5 separate regions of the Mus musculus genome follow, and regions 1, 2, 3 and 4 are each linked to region 5. The links are chromatin loops, found by intact Hi-C in ENCODE. Cell type or tissue: left cerebral cortex. All regions are shown on one strand. Region 1 holds the start of Cdkn2d (cyclin dependent kinase inhibitor 2D). Region 2 overlaps Dnm2 (dynamin 2). Region 3 holds the start of Carm1 (coactivator-associated arginine methyltransferase 1). Region 4 overlaps S1pr5 (sphingosine-1-phosphate receptor 5). Region 5 holds the start of Ilf3 (interleukin enhancer binding factor 3).

Region 1 (5,000 bases), 75 kb before region 5:
AAGAGAAAGTTTCTTTCCTCTTTTGTTGACAAGTAACCCAGTAAGGCTGGAGACAGTGGCCTTGGGTCACATTGGGATCATCATGTGCCCCTGCAGAATGTCCATGAGGTTCTGAGCCCCTCTCTGCCGAGCCAACTCCAGGGGAGTGAGACCGGAAGCGTCCCTGTGGTGGAGATCAGATTCAGGAGCTAGGAAGCTGACCACGGAGCTATGGCCCTCTCTTATCGCCAGATGGATGGGGAGCGACCCAGTGCTGTCCAGGGCATTGACATCAGCACCATGCTCCACCAGAACCTTCAGGGTGTCCAGGAACCCGGTGCGAGCCGCATCATGCACAGGACTAGTACCGGAGGCATCTTGGACATTGGGGCTGGCACCTTGCTTCAGGAGCTCCAAAGCAACTGCTGGACTTCCAAACATCATGACCTATGGGGGTGGGGAGGAGAAAGTCAGGAGGTTCCCATTGGAGAAGGGTCAGGTAGAATAAAGAGGTCTACCACAAATCCAGAGCACAGAGAAGGGATCCTTAGGGAATGGGGACGCCCCCAGGAAAGTCAGGACCCAAGGGATCAGACTGGGACCCCAGAGAACAGGTTCTTTGAAAATAAGGACACCCCCACACACACACCTTCTAAGCCCCACCCCCATCCTTGTCGGAGACAGGATGTCTTTCTGGATGTCCTGGAATTCTCTCTGTAGACCAGGTTGGTCTCAAATTCTCAGAGATCCACCTGCATCTGCCTCCCAAGTGCTGGGATTAAAGATTAAGTGCTGGATTAATTTGTGTCACTACTGTGTAGCCCAAAGTTCTCTTAAGAACAACAACACAACAACAAAAAGCCCTAACTATAAAAGTGACTCTCATGAAAACATTAAAAAGCCAGGCATAGTGACGCTTTCATAATCCCAGGACCTCAGAGGCTCAGGCAGGAGGACAGTCTCAAGTTCAAGGCCAGTCTGAGATGCAAAGTGAGACTTTGTCTCAGAAATAAAAAAAGAAAATGAAGAAGCAAGAGAAGTAAAGAGAATGGATGAGAAAGGGAACCGGGCCAGGCAGTGGTGGCGCACGCCTTTAATCCCAGCACTCGGGAGGCAGAGGCAGGCAGATTTCTGTGTTCAAGGCCAGCCTGGTCTACAGAGTGAGTTTCAGGACAGCCAGGGCTACACTGAAAAACCCTGTCTTGAAGAGAGAGAGAGAGAGAGAGAACCAGGAAGGCGTCTAAAGCCTCTTTGAGGCCAGAGCAGTCCCATATCATTAGGGCTGTAAAGCCCCTTCAACACTACAATCTGGGAACTACATAGAATTTTTGAGAAAGAGATGCTCTAGACAATTTGGATCCCCTTTGTCGAGAAATAACTTCCTTAGACATAGGCATGATCTTCAGAATGTATGAGTACCCATGAAAAGGTGGGACTCTCCTATAAATGCCACCCAAATTACGGGACCTTCAAGCAATAAGGAATCGTTTTTGTTACTAGGCACGCAGAAGATACAAAAGGGGAAAAAATCTACATCACCTGCCGAAATGAAGATGTCCCTGAAATAACCAGAGATCCTTCAAGAGGGCACCTCAAAAAAAAAAAAAAAAAAGGCTATCTCCCTTGGAGAAGACATGCATGCCATCTTCCAGAGATCGAATATCTTTAAGGAGCCTCAAGAAATATGAGCTGTCCTCAAGGACTGGCACGAAAAGAAGATGAACCCACAGAATAAAGGTCTGCAGGGAAACTGAATCTGTCAGGCTATTAGACAAGAGCTGAAAAGCCATCCCCTCCCCCATCGCATCCTCACCACCCACCCAACATCAGAGCAAGCAAGGACTAAACCTTAAGGGATCACCAACCCGGGTCAGGAGACTTGTAGGGATGGGGTGTGGGGGCCGGGTGCCAGCCAGGCCTCACCTGCAAGGCCGTCTTGCCAAAGCGGTTCAGGGCGTCAGGATGCACCAGCTCCCGGTGAAGAAGGCGGCGGACCTCTTGCACGTCGCCACGGGCCGCTGCGCCACTCAACCGGTCGCCGACGCAGACTTCTTCCAGAAGCATAGTGGATACCGGTGGACTGTGAAACCCACCCAGCCCCAAGCCCAGTTAAGGTCAGGGCTGGGGAACCAGCAAGAGCTGGATCAGAACTCTAGGGACTGCGGTGCCACCAGGGCCAACTCTATGATCATTTGCCGGCCTCAGAGCCTGCGCCCTCCGCCCGTACGACCCCAGCGCTCGCAGCTAGCTCCTCCCCCTGTCACCGAGAGAGGCAGCGGGGAACCCCGCCCAGCCCTTCGGCGCCCGCCCCTTGGGCCGGGTCTCCCCAGACTCACCCTCCCTCCTTTCCTTGCGCGGGCGGGGTCTGCTCTGAGCCGGCACTGTACTGGCCGCCAGAGTCAGCCGCTAGTGGGCGAGGCAAGCCCGCCCCAGGCCCCGCCCAGAGCGCCCTTGTTTTCTTACAAACTCGCAACAGAGTAGCGAGAGCCACTTTGCCCAGAGCCCGACCTCCATTAGTCCCGCCTGCTGGGAATAACAGCCAATCAGCACGCGTTGCTGGGGAGGTTTGTCTCTCCCGTAGCAGTGGCGTGGCTCCTGATTGGTCAGCGTGCAGCGACCAGTGGAGCTGCCCGCCACAGCAGGAATTTTGGTTTTTCAAAACCGGCGGGCGGGCGGGAAAGAGGAGGAGGTTTAACTGACCCCAGCGGAGAGGCTGGAGACAGGCTGGCGCGGGCCCATCTTGGATCTTTAGCGCCTCCGGGAGGAAGGGAGGCAGGACTGGAAACTCCTATAACTGGAACATTTTAGTCATTCACGGACCGCGGAAATGCTAATAAGCAAGCTCTTACTGTGAAACTCGGAGCTTAGTTCATTCATTCGACTGCTGGGTTAAAGGAACGGCTTCTGAGTGGTAAAGCGCGGTGCCTTCTAACATTTTTGTTTGGTTGGCTGGTTTTGGTTTTTTCGAGACAGGGTTTCTCTGTGTATCCCCGGCTGTCCTGGAACTCACTCTGTAGACCAGGCTGGCCTCGAACTCAAAAATCCGCCTGCCTCTGCCTCCCAAATGCTGGGATTAAAGGCCACCACCGCCCGACTTTTGTTTGTTTTTATGTTTCTGCGGCAGGGTCTCTCTGTGTAGCCTTGGCTGGCCTGAAACTTATTTGATCTGTTTGAACTCAAAATCCACCTGCCTCCTCTGCCATTCGTGCTGGGATTAAAGGAATGGGCTACCAAGATGGTCTCCTTTAATTTATTTACTTATTTATTTATTTATTTATTTATTTATTTATTTATTTATAGAACCTGAAAGATGGATCAATGCTTTTGTAGAAGATTTAGGATTCAATATCAGCAACCATGTGACAGTTTAGCCATCAGTAACTCCAGCTTCAGAGATCCAACACCCTCTTCTGACCTATACCAACATGGTGCACATATAGACAATCAAATAGCCACATATTGTAATAATTCTCTTTTAGATTTTTCTACGTTTTTCAAGATAGGGTCTTAGTATGTAATTCTGGCTGTCCTAGAACTCCCTATGTAGGCCAGACTGTTCTTCACCTGCCTGCCTTTGCCTCCCAAGTGCATAGTATTAAAGGCGTGCCCCACTACTGCCTGACTCCTTTTTATTTTTTATGTGCATTGCTGTTTTGCCTGCATGCATGTCTGTGTGAGGGTGCCGAATCTAGAACTGAGCTGCCATGTGGGTGCTGGGAATTAAACCCAGGTCCTTTGGAGGAGCAAGAAGCCAGTGCTCTTAACTGGTGAGCCATCTCATTTCTCCAGTCTGGCAATTGTCTTTTTTTTTTTTTTTTTAAAGATTTATTTATTTATTATATGCAAGTACACTGTAGCTGTCCTCAGACACTCCAGAAGAGGGCGTCAGATCTTGTTACAGATTGTGAGCCACCATGTGGTTGCCGGGATTTGAACTCCGGACCTTCGGAAGAGCAGTCAGGTGCTCTTACCCGCTGAACCATCTCACCAGCCCGGCAATTATCTTTTAAGGTTTTCTTTTTTTTCTTTTTTAAGGGTCTTATATAGCCCAGGCTGGACTCCAATTGCAATATGTAGCCAAGGATAACACCCGAGCCTCTGAATGCCACTCCCAAGTGCTACTATGGTACAGTCCATGTAGTGCTGTACATGGAGCCCAGGGCTTCATGGAGGTGACGAAATCACTCTACTAACTGATCTATAAGCTACTGCCCCTAACATTTTTTTTATTGAGACAAGGTCTTTTATAGCTTAGGCTGGCCTCAAATTTACTACATCTAGACTAATCTCAAATTCCTGATCATCCTGCCTCTATCTCCTGAGTGCTGGGATTACAGGTCTCTGCCACCACGTCTATAGACTAAAGCCTATGGGGTGGGGGTGGGGGGTGGGGGGGAATGTTGTGTCTCAGGCCTTCATTCCCAGAGGCAGACGAATCTTTGAGTTCAATGCAAGTCGGGTCCACAAAGTGAGTTCCAGCACAGTTCGGGCTACACAAAGAAACCCTGTCTCGAAAACAAATGAAAATAATCCCTCCCCCTCAAAATAGACTAAAGCTAGAAATGTTAATTACTGAGAAAAGAATCATGGTCTAGCTCAGGTTAAGCAGTCCTTGTTGAACAGAAACTCGGCCTGACCAGGTCTGCCATGTGGTTCTGGGAGGTAAGTTTTACCAAGAAGCTCCTGAAGTGGCCATCTGTCCCATCCCACAGACACAGCTCCTGAGGTGGCCATCTCTCTCAGCCCACAGACACAGCTCCTGAGGTGGCCATCTCTCTCAGCCCACAGACACAGCTCCTGAGGTGGCCATCTGTCCCATCCCACAGACACAGCTCCTGAGGTGGCCATCTCTCTCAGCCCACAGACACAGCTCCTGAGGTGGCCATCTCTCTCAGCCCACAGACACAGCTCCTGAGGTGGCCATCTGTCCCATCCCACAGACACAGCTCCTGAGGTGGCCATCTCTCTCAGCCCACAGACACAGCTCCTGAGGTGGCCATCTCTCTCAGCCCACAGACACA
Region 2 (5,000 bases), 100 kb after region 5:
AGAACAATTGTGGAAGATATTTGTGTGACCTCTGACCTCCACACACGTGTACGCATGAGGGTACTCACCCAACACAGAAAGTACACAGTGAAATGTGTTCTAGTAGGAGTGTTAGGAGTGACCCCAGGTGTGACTCCCCTTGGGAACTTGCTGGTGTCCACTGGGTTTCTACAGGCTGTGTGTAGGCTCTGAACTCTAAATGGGGCTCTCACCACCTTGCCTGTTGATTTCCCCCTCAGTGTTGAACTTGACCCTCATCGACCTCCCAGGCATCACTAAGGTGCCGGTGGGGGACCAGCCGCCAGACATCGAGTACCAGATCAAGGACATGATCCTGCAGTTCATCAGCCGCGAGAGCAGCCTCATTCTTGCCGTCACACCTGCCAACATGGACTTGGCCAACTCAGACGCCCTCAAGCTGGCCAAGGAGGTGGACCCCCAAGGTAACCGCCCGCACTGGGCAGCAGCCAGTAGTGCTGGGTCCCCTCCCTGAGGTGCTTTCTGTCACAGTTGTGTTAGAAGCCTCCTGAGATTCAGCATTCCCTGTAACCACATCACTATAACCAACACTGTGACAGAGCCACCGTCTTTTTTTTTTTCTTTTTTTTCCTTTTTTTTTTAATTAGGTATTTTCCTCATTTACATTTCCAATGCTATCCCAAAAGTCCCCCATACCCTCCCCCCCACTACCCTCCCCACCCACTCCCACGTTTTGGCCCTGGCGTTCCCCTGCACTGAGGCATATAAAGTTTGCGTGTCCAATGGGCCTCTCTTTCCAATGATGGCCGACTAGGCCATCTTCTGATACATATGCAGCTAGAGTCAAGAGCTCCGGGGTACTGGTTAGTTCATATTGTTGTTCCACCTGTAGGGTTGCAGTTCCCTTTAGCTCCTTGGGTACTTTCTCTAGCTCCTCCCTTGGGAGCCCTGTGATCCATCCATTAGCTGACTGTGAGCATCCACTTCTGTGTTTGCTAGGCCCTGGAGAGTCACTGTCTTTTAAAGAGCATACAGGGTTAGTTAGGCTCCTGGTTTCAGAGTGTCCTCTTGTGATTGGTGGTTTGTTGCTGCTGGGCCTGTGAGCAGATAACACTTTCCTGTGCACGTGGGGAGCAACATGGAATAAGAAAAGGTCAAGGGAGGCAGAGGCAGGTGGATTTCTGAATTTGAGGCCAGCCTGGTCTACAAAGTGAGTTCCAGGACAGCCAGGGCTACACAGAGAAACCCTGTCTCGAAAAAACAAAACAAAACAAAACAAAAAAAAGAAGAAAAAGACAAGGGATCCCTTTAAGTGTGATGCTTCAAGTGACCCCAGCGACCTACAAGCTTCAAGGAGACCTCACTTCACCACCTCTCAGTGGCTCTCCTCTACAGACAGCTTAGCACACGGGCCTTTGAGAGACATTTAAGACCCACATTTTAGTCTGCAGATTTAACCCCAGTGAGGGGTTGTCCGTTCAGAGGTGCCCAGCTTGAATGATTATCTGGGTTTGATCAGAGGTGCCCAGAATGAATGATTATCTGGGTTTGATCTGAGAATCTGTTAAGAGTACTTTCTGCTGGACATGGTAGCACACGCCTTTAATCCCAGAACTTGATAGGCAGTGGCAGGTGGATCCCCTTGAGTTCAAGTCTAGCCAGGGCTTCACAGTGAAACCCTGTCTAGAAAGGGCTTGGTGGATGGCACTTAACTGTTCTTTTTATTTTTTTGGTTTTTCGAGACAGGGTTTCTCTGTATAGCCCTGGCTGTCCTGGAGCTCACTTTGTAGACCAGGCTGGCCTCGAACTCAGAAATCCGCCTGCCTCTGCCTCCCGAGTGCTGGGATTAAAGGCATGTGCCACCACGCCCGGCTGGCACTTAACTGTTCTTGCAGAGAACATGGGTTCGGTCCCCGCACCCATACGATGCCCACAACAATCTGTGGTTTCAATTCCTGGGATCTGATGCCCTCTTCTGGCCTCTGCAGGTACAACATGGTACACAAATATACATGCACACCAAACACTCATACACACACACATAACTTAGTTGACCTAATGGCATATATAAATCAATAAGACCCAGTCTTTAGCAGAGCCCTCCCAGGACACAGTTATAATTCCAGGCACATCTGTCTGCATTGTGCAGTTGTATCTGGTGAGATGAGAACGTCTGGGCCTGGAGTAGCTCTGTTGGTGTGTGCCTGTCAAGCAGGCAGGATCCCAGCACTCTGTGACGCTGGTGTGGTGCCGCACACTAGAGGTGAAGGCAGGGGGATCAAGATTTCATCATCTGCTACACTGAGAGGCCAGCCTGGGCTACAGGAGAACCTCTCTCAAAAAACAAGAAGAAATAAAACCTGGAAAAGTAGAGAAGGGCGCACACACCCTGGGAGAGTCCGGGTGGGGTTTTGAGCAGAGGAGGCCTGTGAGGCCGCAGAATGAGCTGCAGGTAGGGCTGTGTGCCCTCGTCAGGAGCTTCTTAGCCCATCCAGCCGTGCTGTCCGCTGTCCACACACAGTGGGCGTGGCCATGGCAAACATTAGCAGGGCAGTGCAGGCGGTCACCATTTGTGAGCACATTTTTCTTTTCTTTTTTTCTTTTTTCTTTTCTTTTTTTTTTTTTTTTTTTTTTTTTTTTTTTTTTTTTTTTTTTTGCCTTTGAAAATACTCATGGTTTTTACAGAAAAGTTACCATGGAAAAATCAGGAGCCTGCAAAGCTCCCTTTTTCCATGTAGATAGCGCTGGCCACAGTTCCTTTCAAAGTTTTTCTTACACGTAAACTTATTTTTTAAGAGGACAGTCTCTCCTTATTTCTGTCTGTGCCTCTGTGGTCATTGCTTTTGTTGATTGCAACTTTTCTTTGTTTATTTTTCAATCATGGTTTCAGAATGTAGCCCTGGCTTACCTGTACTTCACTGTGTAGACCAAGGCAGTCTCAGTATCAGATTCTACCTGCCTCCCCCTCCCAAATATTAAGATTACAGCAAGCCACCATGCCTTGCCCTACTTTATATTATAGTGATAGTGTGTTACTCTGTGGGCAGGCCCCATTGTACAGTTACCCTCTCCTCACCCTCACTGTCTCTCTTCTCAGCAGCTGGCTTCCTGGGCAACCATGGCTCAGGCCCCTCTCCACTCATTTCTCTCCATAGTGTGGCCTCTTCCCTATCAACTATGAATTCTTATAGGTGTACCCACTTCACAATAGTGCCAGCTAAGGTAGTCACCTGTGATGGCCAAGTTGATCCCAGTCTTCTGTGGGCCTCCATTAGCCTCTGTGTGTCTTGCACACATGGAACATACAGGCAACACATTCACAGGTGTGTCCAAGCCGGTGCCTGGGTTCCTTATGTATCAGGTGGTTCTTGTTAGTTAGGCAGGATCTTCTGTGGTCCAGATTGGCTTCAAACTCTGTTTAGTGGGAGATGACCTTAAACTTGTGATCCTCCTGAGTCTACCTCCCGAGGGCTGAGGTCACGGGTGCACACCTTGCAGGCTCAGTGTAACCAGATGTTTAGGAAAGAGCCCAGGCTCCTTGGCAAGTGCTCCGCACCTCACCTGGCACAGGGTCGACCTAGGGTTTCTGAATGCTAAGGCAAGTCCATGGAGTACATGGGCTTCTACCCTGGCTTGGAAGCTCAGCTTATAAACTGCTCGGGTGAACCGTGGTCAGGACCCCAAACTAGGGATCCGGGAGCAAGGGAGGCTGAGAAGCACAGTGGATTTATTTGGTGGTGTGGCTTTGCTGTGGGATGTGCTAACTCTGGTTGACTTGGGGAGAACTTTGATGGGCTGGTCCTTGGAGTAGTAATTGGGCCAGGTTGCTCAGGTTCAAATGTGATGTTGAGAATGGGCAGGGGGGATTCTAGTTTCCGTGATGTTCATTGGTTCTGCTGGGGTCTTGTTATGCGCTTACCAGTGTTCTGTCACTAGAGCAGTAACTGTCATTTTATACTCTGCCAACAGTTGTCCAGGCAAAAGATACCATGGCTTGTCCCTGTCTCTTGGACTGTAGAGGGCCCCAAGGGCCCTTGATCATGATCCCTTCTGACCTCTGGACTCTTTCAGGCCTACGGACCATCGGTGTCATCACCAAGCTAGACTTGATGGATGAAGGCACAGACGCCAGGGATGTCCTGGAAAACAAGCTACTGCCCTTGAGAAGAGGTATGTACACAGGGCTGGGGTGGGCCACAGATCAGGGGTGTATCTTTTGTGGTTCTCCTCTGGACACAGTGTTTCTACATTACAGCTGTTTTCTGGAACACTAAGAAGCAGGTATGCAGCCACACTCGTGCTCGGTACTTGCTGTAATCCCAGCACTCTGGAGGTGGGGTTGGGGTCAGGAATTCCAGGTCATCTTGGGCTACATAGAAAGTTCTCTGTCAGCCTGGGCTACATGAGACCTTGTTTCAAACAAACAAATACAGAATGTTTCATCAGAAATAGATTGAGTTACTGGAAATGAGTCTCAGTGGTTGTATTACTCAGGGTTCTCTAGAGTCACAGAACTTATAGATAGTCTCTATAGAGTAAAGGAATTTATTGATGACTTACAGTCTGCAGTCCAATTCCCAACAATCGTTCAGTAGTAGCTGTGAATGGAAGTCCAAGGACCTAGCAGTTGTTCAGCCCCACATGGCAAGCAGGCGAAAGAGCAAGAGTGAGACTCCCTTCTTCCAATATCCTTATATGGTCTCCAGCAGAAGGTGTAGCCAAGTTTAAAGGTGTGTTCCACCACACCTTTAATCCCAGATGACCTTGAACTCCCAGTCTTCTGGAATCCATAGCCACTATGCCTCAAGATCTCCATACCAAGATTCAGATCAGAAACTTCTATCTCCCAGCCTCCAAATTAGGGTCACTGGTGAGCCTTCCAATTCTGGATTGTAGTTCATTCCAGATATAGTCAAGTTGACAACCAGGAATAGCCACTACAGTGGTATAGCCCTTGCTCAGCACATGCAAGGAACCAGGCTCATTCCCCAGCTTCCCAAACAAAGCATAACAAAGAGACA
Region 3 (5,000 bases), 180 kb after region 5:
GGAATCTGAAATCTGGCGAGGTGGTAGGAAGAGGTAGGAAGGTACCCAACAGCTTCGAACAGGAGGAACTCCCAGATCCTTACACCAAAAACCACTTAGGGTTTTTTGTTTTGTTTTTGTTTTTTAAATTTCTTTTCTTTTCTTCCATGGGCAAAGAAAATGACTCAGGAAGACTCAGTGGCAACCCTAGACTCAGGGCCTCGGAAGAGGCCCACCTCTGCATCATCCTCTCCGGAGCCCCCTGAGTTCAGCACTTTCCGGGCCTGCCAGTGAGGCTGACGAATGAGGACCACTTTATCCAGTTCCTTCCCTCCCACTGCCAGAGGCTGCACATCTGTCCAGAGACTTGGCAGTGGAGGTAGGGTGGGGGTGGGAATCAAGCCATAGCTTTCTTAGGGAAGCACTGGCCAAAGGAAGGGGACTCCTAGAGTTGTAACCTTCCTCACAGAAGACAAGAAAATGAGTTGGGGTATCAGCCTCAGGCTAGACAGAGAGCCAGAACCTCTTCACAGATTCCCAGATCACCGGAGAAGTCACTATTGAATCCGGACACCCAGTCAGGCACAAGAGGTCTACATTCTCTAACTCCTTTCCAGTGCTTCCCCAACGGTCACTTACTTCCAGACTGCGTGTTTTATTTTTAGGAGAGATGTGTATATTTTTTGTTGCTGTTGTTGTTTCTAGATAGGGTCTCACTGTGTAGCCCTGGCTTTTCTGGAACTCACTGTGTAGAGCAAGCCAGCCTCAAACTCATAGATCCACCTGCCTCTGCCTCCAGATCGCTAGAATTAAAGTTACTGCCATAACACCTAACTTTGGGATGTTTTCTGTTTGTTTTGAGATAGGGTTTTTCAGTGTAGTCCTGGCTGTCCTAGAACTCACTCTGTAGACCAGGCTGGCCTGGAACTCAAGGACTGCCAGCCTCTGCCTCCTGAGCATCGGGATTAAAGGTGTGTGCCACCACTGCCCAGCAGAGTGCGTTTTTACTCTTCACTTTGTGGGTCCTGGCTGCCTGAGATTGTGTGCTTGCACCATTAGATGGGAGGGATGACTTGGGAAAGGGTTGAGTCTTTTGTGAGTCTTGCGGAGGCCCAGGAGGGGGTACGTAAATTAGAGTTCTAAGAGGCCCAGCAAAAGTGAACAAGTGACTGGCCACTGTGAGTTCACTGGGGGACCTGAGAGTTAACTAGTGAAAAGGAGAGGTCCTAGTGGAGAAGCTAAAGAATTAAAGTTACTGCCTTGAAGTTCTTTGTGAAGGCCAAGCTCTGGAGCGCGGCTTGAAAAGCCTTTATCCCAGAGCAGCATGGGAAGGGGCCCCAGCTGGGTGCGAGCCTGCAAACCAGAGCACACCTATCACAGGGCCTTTTCTTACCAGTGGGACGGGATCAAGGCGGAGCTTACCTGGGAACGTACAGGGCGGAACCTTAACTTGGGGGCGTGGCCGAATCACCTGGGTTTGGAAACGGTTCTTGTCTTTCCTCAAGCTCAGGAGAGGTTGTTTGCAGGACACTGGCCCGGAGGGGCCCGAACTCTCCGAGGGAGGGTTTCGTGGATCAGAACACCGTCCCTTGACAAAAAGATGCAGAGCACCGTCTGCATTCTGCTAGTAACCGTCCCTCCTGGGGGCGGAGCCAGCCCTCCTCCGGGTGTATAAAGTAGCTGAGCGCCTCCTTCTGACAAACGCCTCACCCCCAAGAGTACTGGGGGAGTACGCAGCACGCCAGCCTAGGGGCGGAGCTCAGCCCTGGAGGAGGCGTTTCTTCTTAGTTCTCCGACTCACGCCTCTCCACTTTTCTTGAGCTATGCTCACAGTGGCACAAAGCATGGTGGTTCGCTCGCTGCCGGCCTGTGGGTGGGTCTGGCCCCAGAGGCGTGTCCGAGCGGCCAAGCATTGCCTCCTGAAACGCCCTGTGGTACAAAGGGCTGTGGATCACCGTGGATCACCGGTCGCCGGCCCGGAGCGGGGGGTGGGGCCGCCTGATCATTCCGGGGGCGTGCCGGGAAGGCTAAGCACCGCCTCCCGACGCATGCCCTGCCCATCTCTCCAGAGCTGTGCGCGGTGGCACAAAGCGCCTCGGTTCGCACAACGCTGCCTCGGGGCGGGGCTTAGCATCCCTGGGGGCGTGTCATACTGCGGGGCACCGCCTCCCAACGTAGGCGCCTTCACCCGGCCTGCCCGGGAGGCTCAGCCACCTCACAAAGCAGCGACCGTTCCCGCGGGGTGGGGCCGGCCCCACCCCCGTCGTGCTTGCGCTCGCCCGGCTCCCTCAGGCGCCAGGAGGGGGCGCTGCGCCACCGAGCCGGCCCGTGGCGGCGGCGGCGGCGGCGAGGCGTCGCGTGGCCGGCAGGCGGCGCGCTGCCAGCCTCGGCCTCGGCCTCGGCCTGCGCGGCGGCGGCAGCGGCGGCGGCGGCGGCGGCGGCGGCCTGGGCCCGGGTGCGGCGGTGGCGGTGGCCGTGGTGGCAGCGGGGCCTGGAGCCGGACCTAAGATGGCAGCGGCGGCAGCGACGGCGGTGGGGCCGGGTGCGGGGAGCGCTGGGGTGGCGGGCCCGGGCGGCGCGGGGCCCTGCGCTACAGTGTCTGTGTTCCCGGGCGCCCGCCTCCTCACTATCGGCGACGCGAACGGCGAGATCCAGCGGCACGCGGAGCAGCAGGCGCTGCGCCTTGAGGTGCGCGCCGGACCAGACGCGGCGGGCATCGCCCTCTACAGCCGTGAGTGCTGGGGACACCCTGGGGACGGCGGCGCACGAGGCCGGCGGCGCGGGCGCCCGGGGAGGGGGCAGGCGGCGGAGGGTTGGGGGGGGGGGGGGACTCGGGCCGAGCTTGTACACGCGGCTCCTGCTGCCCGCGGGCGAGATAGCAGAGAGGGTGTGCGTGGGGACCTTGGAGCCCGAAGAGGGGCGCGGGAAATAAGAGTCGCGGGCCTGAGATTTGCAGCGGGTGGGGTAGGGGGGCGCGTGGCAGGAAGTGGGGCCCCGAGGATTCTGGGGGGATTGTAGAGGGGACTGGAGAGAGGGAGTGATTGGGAGGGCTCTTGAGCGGGTGTGGTTTGTGGATCTCATCTCAGGGGACATCCTCCTCACACACGGACATTTGAAAAGTGGTTTTCAGTGTGTAACACCGGGAAGACTGGGTGCCGCCCTTGTGGAGGACTTGGGATTCGGGATCCCCCACCCACACACCCACCAGGGTGGGTAAACTTTGGGACTTAGGACAGAGCCCTTCCTGATAGAGATTCCCAAGCCCATCCCCCATGGAAACGTGGAAGAGGGGAAGGCCGGCTGGCTGATGGCCGGCTTTAGAAGTCAAGAGGTAACAAGCCACCTCCCTCGCCACGCGCCTCCTGTCTTTTTTAAGAACGTGAGAAGCTGGTGACATTATCAGAAGCTGCTTCAAAAACTGACATTTCAGTGGGGAAAACAAGGGGGGGGATCACTAGTGTGTTTTCGAAGTGCACCCCCCCCCCCAGCTTTGTAGTTCCACCTTTCATTCTTCCTTGCTCTTGCTACTCTTTCTTCTGACGGATTCCTCAGATGGATTTGCTCTTGTGTTTCACTGGTCTTTGTCTCCCAGGATTTCGTTCACTGATGCTCTTAAGGGGCCACCAAGGAAGATGGGATCGATTTTAACCTGTGGGAATTTTTTTCTACTCCTTGGTAATGGGGTGTTGTTGGAAAGGGAAATGTGTGTAGCAGTCTGTTCAGACTGATTCTCCTCTCTTTGCCTTGACTTTGAAACACACAGGAGAAAGAAGTGTCTGGTTCCCAAGTGTGGGGCACCTTTGGGGGCTTGGGCAGAGCTGGGGTCTCCTTGATCACACGAGAGAAAGGGGAATTTCACAGACTAAAGAACGAAGCTCTTTAGGACTACAGACCCCTAAGCAAGCCAGTGGTGTTTGGCTAGCCAGGGTACCAGGGCTTACCTGGAAAGTGTTCTGGGGACCTGGGTGTGATGGACAAGCCTGTGGTCCCAATACTTTATAGGCTGAAGCAGGAGGATTCAAAGTTTGAGTACAGTGTGGGTGACATGGGCAAATCCTGTCTGAATCACCAAGACAAAGTTCAGGTAACTTGGGTTGTTTAAATGAACTTGATAAAAACACCGTTTTTATAGAGCTTATTTACAGAATTGTTATTTCCCACATAGTCTCTAACGCCCAGCTTCATCTATTAGAAGCTAATGTTATTACAGAGGAGACTTTACAGTTTGTGTTCTTGTTGTGACAGGGCATTTCTGCATAGTCCTGGCTGTTCTGGAGCTAGTTATTTAGACCAGGCTGGCCTCAGAGAGAGAGCTCTTCCTTCCTTTGCCTCTCAAATGCTGGGATAAAAGGTATATGCCACCATGCCTGGCTATAGGAGGATCTCGGTTTAAGAGCTGCTTGGCTACAAAGTGAGATCTTGTCCTCAGAAAAGAGAGCACAAGTGAGGTGGACAAAAGACAGATGTTCAAGCCAGACTTTATTACTTGAGAGTCTCTGACGCTTTCCTTCCCCAAATAATGACAATGTTGAGAGTTATACAGAATTACATATACATACATGCCTCTACAAATGGACTACGTATAAATGAAAGGATGTTGGAGAGAAACCCATGTTTCTCAAATCCTCAGTCCCAGATACATTTTTGGGGGCCAGAAAGGATATTCACCTCTAGGCCAGTGGTTCTCAACCTTCTTGATGCTGTGACCCTTTAACATAGTTCCTTATGTTGTAGTGACCCCCAGACATAAAGTTAAGTTGCTACTTAATAACTGTAATTTTGCTACTGTTATGAATTGTAAAATATCTGCTATGCAGGATTTCTGACATGTGACCCTCAAAGGGGTCTCTACCCATAGGTTGAGAACCAGTGCTCTAGGCTAAAGTGACATTGGGGTGAAGATTCCCCCCCCCATTTTAATTACATTTATTTATTTATTTGTGTGTGTGTGTAAGTGTGTGTAAGGGGTGTCTCGTCCTGTGCCACAGCAAGCATGTGGATAGTGGAGGACAGTCTACAGG
Region 4 (5,000 bases), 120 kb before region 5:
CCCTCCCACAGCCTGCACGGTCCAACTAGACCCATCTACCTGGTTGCGATATTTATCTTCTTGTAAAATAACTTTTTAATGTTTTTATTTCAATTTGTATTTTACTTTGTGCGTGTGGGTGTTTTGCCTGTATATGTATGTCTGTGCAACGTGGGCTGTGCAGTGTCCCCTAAAGTTACAGGTGGTTGTTAGCTACCATGCAAATGGGGGAATTGAACCCTGGACCACTGCAGGAGCAGCAAGTACTCTTAACTGCTGAGCCATCACTCCAGCCTTATAACTTCTTTTTGAGACAGGCCTCATTACATAGCCCTGGCTGGCCTTGAACACACAGAAACCTTCCTGCCTCTGCCTCTGCCTCCTTCGTGTGCTGTGGTTAAAGGCTGGGATATCACTCTGGGCTTTGTGTACATTAATTTGTGTGTGTGCTTGTGTTGAGGTCGGGGACGGCTGGCAGAAACTGATTCTCTTCCCCTATGTGGAGCCTGCAAAGTGCAGCTCGAGTGCTCCAGAGACACACTCTCCTCTCTGTGTGTTCATGTTTTCATGAGGAGAGGTATGGCATTCATCTGAGGGTGTTGGAGTGTTGGAATGCCCAGAGCTGCCTCTTTGTATTTCTCGTAACATCTTTATATATTTTTAATGGTAAGAGATACTTATTTGCTGCATATGGCATTTATGAGAGAAAGTTATTTTCTTGAACTATCAAGATGGCTCAGTGGGTAAAGGAGCGTCTGGCCAATTCTGGCCACCTAAGTTCCACCTCTGGTACTCACATAGTAGTAGAAAGCTTCCTCCTTCAGGTTGTTGTCCGATAACCTCCACATACACACATAAATTAACTTTGAAACATAAAGTTAAGCCAGGCGTGGTGGCGCACGCCTTTAATCCCAGCACTTGGGAGGCAGAGGCCAGCCTGGTCTACCCAGTGAGTTCCAGGACAGCCAGGCTACACAGAGAAACCCTGTCTCGGAAAACCAGGAAAGGTGGTTTAGAACACGTGTTGCTTTTGCAGAGGACCTGGAGTCCACTGCCACGATGCCTCACAGCCATCCATAGCTCCAGTTCAAGGGGACCCCATGCTGTCTTCTGACCTCTGTGGGCACCATGCAGGTAGGTGGTGCGCAGACATACAGGCAAGCAAAGTACTCGTGTACATAAAAGGAAATAAATCTAAAAATAAGAATATTGAGGGGACACATCTGTAATCCCAGCCACCAGGGCACTGAAGCAGGAGGATTACCTCCAGTTCACAGTAAGCCTGCTCGACCTAGCAAGACCTTATATCAGAAAACAAATGAATAAATATCAAAGAAAAGGATAGTTTCAAAAGAAATTTACCACGGGAGTCTGAAGCAGAGGGTTGAATGTTTGAGAACAGCCCAGACTACACAGTGAGACTCTGTCTGGGGTCAGGGAGGCAAGGAAAGCCAGGCATGGTGTCGTATACCCTTAATTTTAGAAGAAGCAGAGACAGGTGGATCTCTGTGAATTTGAGACAAGCCAGGGCTCATAGCAAGTTCCAGGCCAGCCTGGACTGCATGGTAAAACCTTACTTTGTTCTATTAACTTAATAATTTAAACAAAACAACAACAAAAATGCAGGACAGCTGAAATTGGGACACACTTGTAATGCCAGCACCCAGGAAGCTGGAGGAGAAGGATCAGAAAAGTGAAGGACGTCCTTGGCTACAAAGTGGTACAGCCTGCCTTACATAGTGAGACCCTCTTCCAAAATCAAAATGGCAAAAAACAACAACCAAAAAACCCATCTCAGGTCATTTTCCCACAGAATATGTCTGGAAGGTCTCTACAAATCCCAACAGTGCTTTTTAAATTTGGTATTTAAATAGGGAACTGAGTACTTTTTAAATTTAATATCAGAATCTCTAAGTTCCCTACTGTTAAACCACCAAGCCAACACACCAGGAAAGATATGAGATCTGAGGGAGGGTCTCTGGGAGCCAGCCGGACTGTATCCCCACCCCTCACCCCTGCTAGCTTTTCGCGAACTTCTGGGGAAAAAATTCATTTTATGCAAGTTGGCCCGCAATCCCAACCTGAGCGCATCCCCTTCACCACCTGCTTTCACTCTGCTTGCAGTTCCCAGAATTACCTCAAGGGACGCGCTGTTCCTTAACCAGCGGCTAAAAGCAGAACCCAGGCAATTCTCAGAGCTACTGCAAGGTGGCGCCCACACCCAGAGACTTCAAGGGAATCTTAGACTAAGAGCAGCGAATACCAGGCAAGCCCCTCCTGCATGGGGGTCCCAAGGGTAAAGCCGTACTAAGACCCTGGGGCAAGGGAAATCTGTTAGTTTCTTCATCTACCAAATGGAGGTTGAGGGCTGGGACTGGGTTTTGTCGCCACACAGCATAAGCCACGTGTGGCAGAGCACACCTTTGCTCACAGGAAACAAAATTCACAAGTATAAAGTCGTTTTTTTGGCTTCGTAGTATATTTAAAGTCAGTCTGGGTACAAGAAGCGTTGTCTCAGTGTGGGGGCTGCGGGGTGTGTGCTCATGCTGAACCTGGAGTGCACAGGAGCAGCCTCGACGTGCAGAACCATCTGAGTCCAGGAACCTGTCCACGGCACAGAGCAACCTTGTCATTGGTGTCAAGGACCTCGCATGAATATGAACCAGATGAACATGGCCGAAGTTGACATACAAGTTTAATGAACAGTTTAAACCTATGCTGTCTGTGGGGGGTATGGGGGGAAGCGGGTAGGAGCAGGGAGCAGGCATGAGGGGGCACTATTTGCAGGATGGGCGAGTCAGGTGATGCTGTTCTGAATCTGGTTGGGGAAGGCTGATGAACAGTCTAAAAGAGCTTCTCACCGTAGGGAATCGGTAGATGTTTGTCATAATTAGTGAGAAAGCAAAGCAAAGCAAACAGGGGTGGGGGTGAGATGGTAGGGCAAAGGATATTCGGGGGATAAAGGTGTTTGCTGGCAAGAATGACAGCCTGAGTTGGATCCTTAGGATCCCTGTGCTGGAAGGAAAAAACCGACTGAGGAAAGCTGTCCTTTGACCTCCGCCTGCACTCCTGCTGTGCCCAATGGGTACCCGTACATATACACAGGCACAAAATACATAAGTAGATAAAGGCTTTTAAGACACAGTCTCAAGCTGGGCATGGTGGCGCATGCCTTTAATCCCAGCACTCGGGAGGCAGAGGCAGGCGGATTTCTGAGTTCGAGGCCAGCCTGGTCTACAGAGTGAGTTCCAGGACAGCCAGGGCTACACAGAGAAACCCTGTCTCGAAAAACAAAAACAAAAACAAAAAACAAAAAGACACAGTCTCACTATGTAGCCCAGGCTGGCCTGAAATGATGTTGCTGTAAAGTAAAGGCATATCCAGGACCACCCCCACCCCCACCCCACCCTGCGCAGCCCAAATTAGCACTCAGAAGTTCCAGGCCAGCCTGGTTTACCTAGTGAGTTCCAGGCCATCTGAGGCTGCATAGTGAGTGTCTCTCTCAAAATAAACAATGAATAAATAAACAATTTTAAACATTTTAAAAGATTTATTTAGCTTGTTTGTATGAGAGTTTTGCCTGCATTCAATCTTTGTACCATGTGCATGCCTGGTGCCCTCAGAGGTCAGATGAGGGCATCAGATAACCTTGGAACTGAAGTTGCCAGAATCACCACTTGGGTGCTGGGAATGGAACACAGGTCCCCTGCAAGGGTAACAAGTGTTCTTAACTGCTGAGCCATCTCTCCAACCCCAATAAATAAACACTTTTAAAGAGGATAGTTACAACTTTCTGGGGGAAAATTAAAAAAAAAAATCAATAGATGAATGAATAGATTCTGAAAGATCCCAGTAAGGACAACTCCTTGAATTGTTTTTATTGTGGTTGTAATTTGTATGAAGAACCTGTCCACACTCTGGAAGTTTGGCAGCTGATATCTGACAGTCTCCAGAGCCAAATTTCCAGACCTAGGCTTACCTTTGTCCACAGCTCTGTTTCCTCTGTAGCCAGCCACTACTCCTGCCAGCCCTTAGCACACTCTTATCTAGACATCACCTGGTTCTGAGCATTCTTGGAGCCCCGCTCTCCTTTATCCCTTCATCTTTTAGCCATTCCCCTTGAACTTTGGTAGTCACAGGGTACCTGTGGAGGTCTGAATCCAGGAGAGTCCCTCCTTTGTTTAGAATTCTCTATGGCTCCCACTTCACTCAGAGCCAAACCTAAGGACTTCCTCAGAACCAACAAGACTTCCCCACAACCTGCCCTTTCATCTCCTGCTCCTCAATTTCTGCTGCAGCCATATGGAATGGCTCTCCTTCAGGGCTTCCCAGCTTAGGTTCCACTACCTGGATACCTTCTCATCACTTTCTTCTTTCCCTTATTGTCCATCTCAGATCCCGAGTGCATTTTTGTCTGTTCTTGTTATGGGGTGATCAATCACTTTCCCTTCTTTCTTGTATGTCCCCCTCCGTCGCTGGCTATTTCCTACAGATGATGCGCTTATTTGGCGAGTCAGTCTGTTCTTGCAAAGGGTTGGGAAGCGTCAGTCTGTAGCAGTAGGCACCAGGCTCCGGTTGGCGGTTGCTACTCCAGGACTGCCGGTGGAGCAGCTGGTGTCCACCCCGTCCTGCTGGGGAGACAAGTGTTCTGATGGGCTAGAGCTGCGATCCAAGGTTGGTGGCAGGCAGCGTCGCAGGCCACCACCGGAAGGCCCGGCAGCACTGGGGGATCGCTGCAAGCTGTTGGAGGAGTCTTGGTTGCAGGGTCCGCGGCCACAGCAGAGCAGCCGCAGGAGCGCGTGGCGCAGATCTCGGTTGGTGAAGGTGTAGATGATGGGATTCAGCAGCGAGTTAGCCATGGCTAGACCCAGGAAGGGATCGGCCTGCAGGAGCACGGGACACGCGCGGGCTGGGCACGCGACATCCAGTAATAGCAAGAGAAACAGCGGTCCCCAGCAGGCCACGAAGGCCAGGAGCACCACGCTAAGGGTACGAAGCAGGGCCAGCGACCGCGGCGTGTG
Region 5 (5,000 bases):
TAAGAGTTGTAATGTTTGTTTTTTTAATGTATAAAATCCCCTGCTTGAGAGTTGCAAAATACACTCAGATTCAAACTGCCTCTGTGTTTGTTTCTGTTTGTCACCACCAAATCCTTACCCATCTAGCTTCGAGGACCCTCATTCCAGGGATCCCCATACCTGACTGGGGTGGTCCATGGCAGAGGAGATGTCATTGGAGGACCAGAGTTAGGATGCTCAGGAAGGCTTCAATGCTGGGGCCAGTTTGCTTTATCTCTCTCCACCTCTCTGCTTCCCAAGTGCTGGGATTAAAGGCGTGGGCCACCACCACTTGGTTACCTTTTCTTTTCTTTTCTTCTCTTTTCTTTTCTTTTTTTTTAAAAGATTTATTTATTTATTATATGTAAGTACACTGTAGCTGTCTTCAGACACTACAGAAGAGGGCATCAGATCTTGTTACAGATGGTTGTGAGCCACCATATGGTTGCTGGGATTTGAACTCCAGACCTTCAGAAGAGCAGTCGGGTGCTCTTACCCACCAGCCCCGCATTTTCATTTTGTACTTTAAAACCACAAGCAAAAGCCGGGCGTGGTGGCGCCTTTAATCACAGCATTCAGGAGGCAGAGGCAGGTGGATTTCTGAGTTCGAGGCCAGCCTGGTCTACAGAGTGAGTTCCAGGACAGCCAGGGCTACACAGAGGAACCCTGTCTCGAAAAACAAAAACAAACAAACAAACAAAAAAAGGCAATGAGAAATCAGAAAACTTTCTTCATAGCCAATGTGCTGTTGCTCTTGCTTTTAGACTGGGTCTCACTCTATAGCCCTGATTGGCTTTGAGTTTAGAGATTTGCCTGCCTCTGCCTCCTGAGTTCTGGGATTAAATGCTTGAAGGTCCACAACCAGTTAAGGATGTATTTAAGGGCTGGAGAGATGGCTTAGTGATTAAGAGCACTGATTGCTCTTCTGAAGGTACTGAGTTCAAATCCCAGCAACCTCATGGTGGCTGACAACCAGCCATAATGAGACCTGACACCCTCTTCTGTTGCATCTGACAATAGCTACAGTGTAGTTAGATATAATAATAAATAAATCTTTAGATCAGAGCAAGCAGGGTTGCCTGGAGTGAGCAGAGGTCCTGAATTCAAATTCCCGGCTCACAACCATCAGTACAGGTACAGTGTACTCATATACATAAAATAGATAAAAATAAATAAATCTTAAAAACAATGTATTTAAATTTTACTTTATTTTTATTAATATATGTTTGCGGGTACCCATAGAGAAGAGAACATCAGAAGAGGGCTGGGATTACAGGAAATTGTGAGCATACTGATACAGTTGCTGGGAACCAAATTTAGGTTCAATCCCTATTAAAGATATTTTAAAATAGGCTTAAGCAGAGAACTGACAGGCAAAGCTCCCCAGTAAGAATTTACTGCAAGCACTCAGGGGCTACGAAGAAGAGAGTATGTTCTCTGCCAGAGTAACATACTCTTAACTTTCTCCAGCCCCCATTTTCAATTTTACAAGTTGTGGTATGAGCTGAATGTGATAAATATTTTTCATTTCAGTATTCCAGATGCAGAGGGAGATGGCTCTCTGCTCTCTGCTGAGATCAAGGCCAGTTTGGGTGAGACATTATCTTAAAAAAGAAAAAGCTGCCGGGAGGGGGTGGGGCACACATTTGATCCCAGCACTTGGGAGGCAGAGACAGGCGGATTTCTGAGTTCAAGGCCAGCCTGGTCTACAGAGTGAGTTCCAGGACAGCCAGGGCTACACAGAGAAACCCTGTCTCGAACCTGCGCCCCCCTCCCCCCCGCCAAAAAAAAAAAAAAAAAAAAAAAAAAAAGGAAGGAAGAAAAAAAGAAAAAGCTGTGGTGCAGGGCTGATGCGACAGCTCCCTGGGCAAAGGTGCTTGCTACCAGGCCTGAGGACCTGAGTCCAATCCCCAGGATCCACCGAGAAGCTGATGTGGACAAGGATTTGGAGGACACAGCTTGTGACAGTGCTTGTCACAGCTGTATCCTGCAGCTCACAAGGTAGTGTGGCTGTGCCCTGACAGTGGTGCACTTTTAAAGGACTTGTTCTTTTTGTATGGTATACATAGGTTTACATGTTCACTTGTGCATGTAGAGGGCAGAAGTGGATGCCCGTCTAGTTGTCTTTATTACTTCTTCAGTCTGTCTCACTAATCCCAGAGCTAGCTTGTTCTGCTAGGTTGGCTAACCAATGAGACCCAAGGGATCCTCTGTGTCTCCTTCCCCAGCCTGGGGTTACAGTTGTACACTACCATGCTCTGCTCTTTACCTGGGTGTAGATAATCAGCCTGAGTTCATCCTTGGGATCTCACATAAAGACAAAAATAGAAATGTCTCTGACCTTCATACAGCGTGTGGCTACACACACACACACACACACGCGCGCGCGCGGAGAAAGAGACAGACAGACAAGACAGAGAGACAGACAGACATACAGACAGACACTGAGAAAGGCTGAAAGAAAAAATAGTTTACTAACGTCTGTCTGCAGGGGCTGGGGAGGCGCCTCAGAAGTAACTCCAGTTCTGGAAGATTCAACACTCTCTTCTGACTTTCAGTGGACCCTGGCACATATGTGATGCACAGACACAACCTGTTGCAGACATACACGCAGTCAAAACACTAAACACATTAAAAAAAGGAATTAAAAATCCATCTGAAAACCCTCAGGCAAACCGTATTAACCATGTCTACCACTTGGCGGCGCTGTTAGAACAGGTGTGTCATTTAGAGCGTATTCCAGATCAGAAGCACCTCAGGTCTCCTACAAATGGGTTCATTTAGAACTTTTTCCTCAAGTTCAGACTTTGGTGAGGTAGGTCTCTAAAACCTAGGAAGGAAGAAAAAAAGCCAGACACCAACTCTGATAGCAGCAATAAATCCCTATAGATGGACACCAGATATGAAGAGCTCCGGACCTGGGAGTTTGAGAGCTTTGTTCTGTTCATCCTTGCCTGGAATTTGCCTGTTTTGTGTGTGTGGTACGGGGGTCTGACCCACGGCCTCCTATGCTAAGGACTCTTTTTCTTTTTTTTTTTTTTCGAGACAGGGTTTCTCTGTGTAGCCCTAGCTGTCCTGGAACTCACTTTGTAGACCAGGCTGGCCTCGAACTCAGAAATCCTCCTGCCTCTGCCTCCCAAGTGCTAGGATTAAGGCCTGCGCTACGGCTGCCCGGCGCTAAGCACTCTTAACACAGGGGCAATCTATTAAACCCTCAGTTGCCTAGTGACATGGTCTTATTTGTAATCTAGCGATATCAAAGTGGAGGCAGAATCTTCGAGTTTAAAGCCAGTGTGGGTAAAATAGCAAAACTGTATCTCAAAAATACAAAAATGAGGAACGGTGAGATGGCTCAGCAGCCTGACAGCGTGAGTAGGAGCCCTGGACCAGTGTTGACAACCGCATGTGCCAGTCTTTCAATGCAGTGTGGATCAAGGTACGGAGACTGACTTCGAATCATGGCGCACGCGCACTCCCAGGAACGCACACGAACTGGAGTCGTCAGAAGGGCCCACCCCTGCTCCATTGCGTCACGTGATAACGGTCGCTCGGAAAAAACCGCCTTTGGAAAAAACAAACGAAATGGATGGGCTCCCGTCAGGTGATTCGGGTCTACCAATAGTGAAAACGAGTCAAGAAACAACAAGAAAGGCCTGTCACGTGATGGAAGCGAAGCCAACCACGGTCACGTGGCCGACCAAACCCGTGAGAGAACTGGCCCGACGTTGACGTCACGCCAACAGACCCAGTCGCTAAGTCAACGTCACGTGATGTGCCCTCCCCCGCCCCTTTCGTCTCACCCGCCTACTGGGGGTTGGGCCTAGGTGGATCGCCCACGTGATGCGGGGGCGGGCCGCTGCCAGTCACGTGGCCCTGCACCTCCCCGGCGCGCGCCCGCCCGCCCGCTCGCTCGCCCCCGGTCCCCGGCTCCTCCTCCTCCTTTTCTCGCCATTGCAGTTGGGACTGAAGCAGCCCCGGCGAAAACCGCGTGGCTTTTTTTTTTTTTTTTGAGGGGGGTTGTGAAGACTCCGGAAGGCTCGTGGCAGGAGGGCGGCGGCGCCTGAAGGCGAAGGACGGGAACACCGGCAAGGTAAGTGGCAATGTGGCGTCTCCCGCCTCCGCCCCTCCCCCCTCCCGTTCTCCCACTTGTCAGCGATGGCTGGGCCAAGAGGACGCTAGTGACAGGTCTGTTGCCATCCCGCCGACCCTCCCCTTCGCTCGGCTCTTCCATCTCTCAGCGTCTCGCTCCTTCCTCCTCCGGCCTCGCTCCCGCGCTTGGCCGTTACTCTTCCCCCATTGTGCCGAGGAAACAAAATGGCGGAGGCAGTGCCCCCGTGCGCGCGCATCCATTCTCCCCCCTTCGTGGCCCCCTCGGCCCAGGCCTGGGCGCTGCCCCCGGGGGGTGCGCACGCACTGTGGTACTCTCCCCTCTCCACGGGCCGCTTACTTTCCCCCAGCCCGAGCTTTTGTCTGTTGCTTTGGCCTCGCGCACGCGCGCACGTGTTGGAGCACACACCCCCTCATATCTAGAGCATCCCAGCCGGCGCAGAAGGGAAAATCTCCTTCCTTTACCCGCTTTACCTCTTTGTTCAGGTACATCCCTGGCTTCTAGGAGGATGCCAGGTTCATCCCAGTTCCTATGGCGGGAAACATGTCTTCTTTGTCCTGAACACGGTCCTGAACAGGGTCCCTGGAAAAGGAGACATGTAGGACTTCTTTCGTGGTTCTCCCTCAGGTTTCTGTGGGTGGGATACTCTGCTGGTTGATTATAGAGTTCTACCACTATTCTACGAGTGGTAGCTAGTGCAGTCACTCAGCCTGCGAAATGAAGTGTGAGGAACAGCAGCAAAGGAGAAAGGCCACTGCAGGTACCACTGCTCTTGTCCAGTAGAGCTGAGAGGTCTTTGACCCTTAGCTGACATGTTGTGGTAGCTCCTGGTTGCTGAGGTATGTGAATGGGATCTGCAGGCCCTAGTTTTGTT

The links. Peaks named below come from ENCODE experiments on the same cell type or tissue, not always from the same donor. Only the 100,000 strongest peaks of a DNase experiment are listed, where the experiment ranks them.
Region 1: a loop joins it to region 5, with 2.3 times the contacts of the local background. A loop is called at or near these places in 2 of 42 quality-filtered maps.
Region 2: it touches region 5 in a loop (3-fold over the local background); 14 of 42 quality-filtered maps call a loop at or near these places.
Region 3: a loop joins it to region 5, with 12 times the contacts of the local background. A loop is called at or near these places in 3 of 42 quality-filtered maps.
Region 4: a loop joins it to region 5, with 2.2 times the contacts of the local background. A loop is called at or near these places in 9 of 42 quality-filtered maps.

The regions. Positions count from the first base shown.
Region 1 is chr9:21,288,907-21,293,906 of GRCm38, forward strand. Cdkn2d (cyclin dependent kinase inhibitor 2D) reads right to left here and starts at 2,303. Exons shown (of 2, transcript NM_009878.3): 1 at 1,903-2,303; 2 at 1-426. The coding sequence starts at 2,043. The coding sequence ends at 67. In left cerebral cortex, a CTCF peak has its summit at 2,408; DNase peaks (open chromatin) are centred at 1,811 and 2,453; H3K4me3 peaks cover 2,177 bases; H3K27ac peaks cover 1,084 bases.
Region 2 is chr9:21,467,293-21,472,292 of GRCm38, forward strand. Dnm2 (dynamin 2) reads left to right here. Exons shown (of 21, transcript NM_001253893.1): 4 at 240-443; 5 at 4,051-4,149. Among named protein-coding and RNA genes, the nearest start is that of Gm46104, 4.1 kb to the left of the region's middle. In left cerebral cortex, a CTCF peak has its summit at 1,969 (motif pointing left); a DNase peak (open chromatin) is centred at 1,945.
Region 3 is chr9:21,544,521-21,549,520 of GRCm38, forward strand. It overlaps AB124611 (cDNA sequence AB124611), which reads left to right. Exons shown (of 7, transcript NM_001198794.1): 7 at 157-811. The coding sequence ends at 273. Carm1 (coactivator-associated arginine methyltransferase 1) reads left to right here and starts at 2,374. Exons shown (of 16, transcript NM_021531.6): 1 at 2,374-2,710. The coding sequence starts at 2,488. In left cerebral cortex, a CTCF peak has its summit at 2,270 (motif pointing right); DNase peaks (open chromatin) are centred at 1,729, 2,082, 2,580, 2,998 and 1 more place; H3K4me3 peaks cover 2,396 bases; H3K27ac peaks cover 1,770 bases.
Region 4 is chr9:21,239,403-21,244,402 of GRCm38, forward strand. S1pr5 (sphingosine-1-phosphate receptor 5) reads right to left here. Exons shown (of 3, transcript NM_053190.2): 3 at 3,515-5,000. The coding sequence ends at 4,524. Among named protein-coding and RNA genes, the nearest start is that of Keap1, 2.6 kb to the left of the region's middle. In left cerebral cortex, a CTCF peak has its summit at 2,136; DNase peaks (open chromatin) are centred at 2,146 and 4,682; H3K4me3 peaks cover 925 bases; H3K27ac peaks cover 671 bases.
Region 5 is chr9:21,363,992-21,368,991 of GRCm38, forward strand. It overlaps Ilf3 (interleukin enhancer binding factor 3), which reads left to right and starts at 3,880. Exons shown (of 20, transcript NM_001042707.2): 1 at 3,880-4,108. It overlaps Gm36198 (a long non-coding RNA gene), which reads right to left. Exons shown (of 3, transcript XR_870570.3): 1 at 4,600-5,000; 2 at 2,498-3,580. In left cerebral cortex, a CTCF peak has its summit at 2,717; DNase peaks (open chromatin) are centred at 2,742, 3,685 and 4,532; H3K4me3 peaks cover 1,696 bases; H3K27ac peaks cover 1,710 bases.